Linked DNA regions of Homo sapiens: region 1 is linked to region 2. The links are chromatin loops, found by intact Hi-C in ENCODE. Cell type or tissue: heart left ventricle. All regions are shown on one strand. Region 1 overlaps NCKAP1L (NCK associated protein 1 like). Region 2 overlaps TESPA1 (thymocyte expressed, positive selection associated 1).

Region 1 (2,500 bases), 430 kb before region 2:
CAAAAAACACAAAACAAACAAAAAACTACCTCTTTCCTCTGTGGTTTACATTTTAACAAGGAAAAAAGTCCTTAGTCAGAGGACTGACTCTAATTGTGAAATCTCAGATACTTGGGGGAGGTATTTTGAAAGGAGTTGGGGGTCCAGTGGTGAGGGGTCTTGCTGGTGTGCCCCTACAATAATATAGTGTGGATAGTTATTCTCCCCTCTCTAATGTTGCCTATAGCTGCATGCCAGCCACGCATGATCTCTATTCAGCCCTGGCGTGCCATGGCTACTCAGGATTATAATATACTTCCAAGGATTTCTAAGCATGGTTTTCCATTTCTGGCAGTGATCGGAACTAATTCTTTTCAAGGGGAAAAGATAAATACTTTCACTGGGAATGCAGAGGGTGTGAACTGTCAGGTAGAGTTAGATGGAATTAGAGAGCCCAGGTCTTCTACTACCTGAGCTATTTCTCCAGAGGAGGAAGAAAAGCACAGTAATTAGGGATCAAATGTTACTGGAATCAAGTCCCAGCTCTGCCACTGCCAGCTGTGTGGTCGTCAGCAATGATTTATTATCTCTGTGTCTCAGTTTCCTCATCTATAAAAATGAGGATAATAACTGTCTCTAGCTTATTAGGTTACTATGAGGTTTACATGAGATAATATGTGTAGTAAAATCCTAGCACAGCACCTGGAACACAATATACACTCAACAATTGTTACTGTATTTGCCATTATGATTGTAATTCTAATTTTTTTTTTTTAAATCACCTAGAGCCATTGTGTGGCTGGCTGGCTACAATGCCACGACCCAGGAGATCGTACGGCCTTCTGAGCTGTTGGCAGGAGTCAAAGCATACATTGGTTTCATACAGTCACTGGCCCAGTTTTTGGGTGCAGATGCTTCCAGAGTCATCCGCAACGCCCTCCTGCAGCAGACACAACCACTGGATTCCTGTGGGGAACAGACAATCACCACACTCTACACAAACTGGTCAGTGTTGCTTAGGCTTTTCCACTGCCTTACTTTGTGTTGGCACTTTTTCCTTTACACGGTAGGACCTCAGGGCCCGAGCATTTTAGCTCCCAGGGTCATAGACTCCAAAATGGAGGGTTGCTTCTCCTTGAGGAATGGAGCAATAACCTGAGACAAGCCCAGATCCCCTTCTGTCCACCACGAAGTTTCCTTCTCACCCTCACTGGAACATCCTTCAGCCTACCCTGCAGTTATTTGACCTTTTCTCTCTAATATCTAGTTCTTAACCTTTCTTTTTTGGATTCTTACTGTTTCAATTTCAAATGATCTCTCTTCCTCTTTCCAAAGTTCTCTTATTTCTCTTTTTGCCCTTACTTCTCCTTCTGAAAACCATCTGCCTACTACCATCTCTCTGGAACGTCTCCTTGTCCCCAGATGTGACTATTGTTCTTAATAGAGAAGGGAGCCTCCTCCCTGCAACTGGAGAAGGTGGGAATCAGCACTGTTTCCTTTGACATGTTAAGGAATGGAAAGGAGCTGGATTTCTACCTCCCCAAGCCACTGGGTGGCGCTCTTAACCCAAAATCAGCTCAGTAGGCGACAGGCTGCAAAGAAGAACCCCCCAGAACAAGGGGAAACAAAGTTTGCAAATGCAAATGCCAGTTGGGGCCAGGCAGGAAAGGTAAATGGATGTGCCACATGGGCCAGGCAGAGACTTTGAGGAGGTGGTGAGAGAATACCCCTCTAAAGGGAACAGCCACCGCTTAGCTCCACCTGATTGCTGCCCTACTAAATCCTTATATTTTATGTAAAAATCTGTTTCAAAATTTTGACAAAGAATTTTCCATAGGTGCCAGAGAAGGTGATTCAGCCCCTCTTCCCCTGTCAGCCGTTTCAGCGTAAATTCAAAGGAAAAAAAAAGTTTGACTGGGTTTGGCCCACTGACAGTTAGCTTGTGATGTCTATTAGATACAGACCCAGAGCAAGTGCCTGGGAGAGGCGGGTTGGTCAAGCCCTCCTCTACCCACATTGGCTGTAGCCCAGCTCCTTTAAGTTTGCCCAGAGGTCAGGAGGAAATATTTGGAGACTGATGACCTGTGCTCACAGGTACCTCTTTGCCCAGGAGGTTTGAGAGTATATTTCAAAGGAGTCTAATTAAGTAGTGACTTTTTTCTTGCCAGGTTGAGCCTGTCTTACCTGACAGAGGGTAAGGGTGAGGGGAATACAGCTGTTGGAAAAGAGCAGTGGTTGAGGGAGGGGAGTGCATGCTATTGCATTTGACGGTATAGCAAAATACCCTCCAGGTTAGAGGCAAAGTGGAATTCCAGTACTGCCAGTTGTTTTTGATCCATCAGCTTGGGGTGTTAATTAGAACATTGTGCCATCTTCTTTGAGTTTCTTCTCCCTACCCCAGTCTTTTGCAGAGTTTTTCTTTCTGAGCTCAGTGGTAGTAGTAGGGAATGCTGGTAGGGAGAAGGGATTGGATCCTAATCTATGTTTTCTTGGCCAACCCTGTAGGTACCTGGAAAGTCTG
Region 2 (2,500 bases):
AAAGAAAAGAAATTTATTTCTTACAATTCTGGAGGCTGGCAAATCCAAGGTCAAAAGCCTGCATCTGGTGAGGGCCTCCTTGTAGCATCATCCCATGGCGGAAGATGGAGGGGGAAGACAGCGTGAGAGGGCAAGAAAGCAAGACACAGCCAAACTTGGTTTTATAACAAGCTCACTTGAGATAACGAATCCTCTCCCACAATAGTGACATTAATCCATTTACGAGGACAGAGCCCTCATGACCTAGTCACCTCTCAAAGGTTTGACCTCTCAGCACTGCATGGGGGGTTAAGGTTCCAATATACCAACTTTGCGAGACTCATTCAAACCACAGCAGTGCCCTTGTGCTAATTACAGAAAGGCACTCACCCTATGTGAATGAATTAGAAAAAAATGGAGCTCGCTCTTAGAAGATGAAAGCCCTAGAGTTTTTGGATGGCAAGCTCAGTAGGGCTGGATTCTAATTCCCATTTGCCTACTCAGCTGGGTGTCTCTGGGCAATGCATGGGCTGCACAACGCTACACGGTGGCTGGCTGAGTGCTGCTACCACTTCCTATCCACTACTAACAAGTAGTAGTTAATACCTGGAACTTAAAACGACATTATAATGGAAGATCACTAATCTCCAGGAAATAATTACAGACTCTGAAAAAGGCAGAAGTGGGACTATTTCCCAGCAGAACTGAAAAAAATTATCCCACTTAGCTCTGCCTTTGATTGTGGTGAGTGAACTTCCCCCTTCCATATTTATCACACAGGCTTTAATATTGGCAGTACTGAGCTGTTGCTATAGCTCTCTCCGCTTCTTGAGATTTCTTAAAGGGTAATAGAGGAGTGGATTGAGAGAAATAGGTTATAGCTTTGTGAAAAGATGGTTAAACAAATGCACAGGACATTGGAAAAATTTGGGAACTACTGTGACCCCTTCCTCAGCCAAAGACTGCGTCAGGAAAGAAGAGATCTCTTATTCTTCTAGGTAATCATAGAAAAAAATCACAAAATATTTTCCTAACTTACTTGAGAGAAAAAGTGCATTTAATTTATAAAGTTATGCTATTTCATTGATGATCATAAACCATTTTTTGTAAGACTCATAATTATTTTACATTCCACTTAAGGAGGCAAAAAAAGACAACTAAATTGGCTGACACTATGAATTTTAAGGCACAACCTAATTTCAGAGATGTTAAAATGTGGAAAAATGTGTGCCTTAGAATCAATAAAATACAGCATTTTAAACCATTGCCTCTCCTGCTGTAATGAAGCCCCATCACTGGCAGAAAATGGAATCTAGTTAGGTACTTGAAATGTATGACTCCTAGCAATACTTTCTCCCTAGCAATTCAATTCTGATATTTTAAAATACTGACCTTTAGACAAAGTTGGGACAGGTTTGTGAGAGGAACTTGTGTTCTGGGCATTGCATTGCATAGATTGCCCAGGAATGTATAACCATATAAATCCTGCACACAGCCTGCTTTGTGGAACATCTTGGCATTTTTTTTCTTGTGCAAGGCTGACATCTGCTGGACAAACAACACTTAAGCAAAGTGTTGCATTTTAGAGTAAATTCAATTCTTGGCAAGAACCTACTTGTGGAGTATATACTACACATTTTCTGAGGAGAAGTTGCATGTAATTCTTATCTTTGTTTTTTTATAGGTAAGGTGTTTTTTCCTTCTGGCTTCTTTTATGATTTTTCCCTTTACTTGTGATTTTCTGTAGTTTAAAAATTATAAGCTTAGGTGTAGATTTTTGCGTTTTTTTGTGCGTGTGTTTATTCTTTTCGGTGTTCTCTGAGCTCTCTGGATCTGTGGTTTGGTATCTGACATTCATTTGGGGGAATTCTCAATTATTATTGTTTCAGATATTTCTTTTATTTCTTTCTCTCTTTCTTCTCCTTCTGGAATTTCCATTATGCATATGTTACACCTTTTGTAACTGTCCCACATTTCATGGATATTCTCTTATATTTTTTTCAGTCTTCTCTTAGCTTTTCAGTTTTGGTGGTTTTTATAGCTATAGTCTCAAGCTCAGAGATTCTTTCCTCAGCCATGTCCAGTCCACCAATAAGCCCATCAAAGGCATTCCTCATTTCTGTGACACCATTTTTTATCTCTAGCATTTTTTTTACTCTAAGGATTTCCATCTCTCTGTTCATTTGTTCTTGCGCACAGACTACTTTATCCATTAGAGCCCTTATCATTTTAGTTGTTTTAAATTTCCAGTTTGATAATCCTAACATCCCTGTCATATCTGAGACTGGTTTTAACGTTTTCTCTGTTTCTTCAACCTGTTTTTGCCTTTTACTATGTCTTTTTTTTACAACTGGACGCGATGTACTGAGTAAAAGAAATTGATGTAAATAGGCTTTTAGTAATGTGGTGGTAAGGTTTAGGGAGAAGGGAAGCGTTCCATGGTCTTATGGTTAGGTCTCAGTCTTCCAGTGAGACTGTGCCTCTGGATTGTGACTCTCACCTGTGCTTCTCATCCTCTCTG

The links. A loop is a pair of places that touch in the nucleus more often than their neighbours do. Peaks named below come from ENCODE experiments on the same cell type or tissue, not always from the same donor. Only the 100,000 strongest peaks of a DNase experiment are listed, where the experiment ranks them.
Region 1: a loop joins it to region 2, with 8 times the contacts of the local background. A loop is called at or near these places in 2 of 110 quality-filtered maps.

The regions. Positions count from the first base shown.
Region 1 is chr12:54,525,763-54,528,262 of GRCh38, forward strand. It overlaps NCKAP1L (NCK associated protein 1 like), which reads left to right. Exons shown (of 31, transcript NM_005337.5): 21 at 766-984; 22 at 2,485-2,500. Among named protein-coding and RNA genes, the nearest start is that of PDE1B, 23 kb to the right of the region's middle. In heart left ventricle, a CTCF peak has its summit at 1,532 (motif pointing right); no DNase peak of the experiment used is centred here; H3K27me3 peaks cover 403 bases.
Region 2 is chr12:54,956,730-54,959,229 of GRCh38, forward strand. The region is part of intron 10 of TESPA1 (thymocyte expressed, positive selection associated 1); the gene reads right to left. Among named protein-coding and RNA genes, the nearest start is that of TESPA1, 27 kb to the right of the region's middle. In heart left ventricle, a CTCF peak has its summit at 1,534 (motif pointing left); no DNase peak of the experiment used is centred here.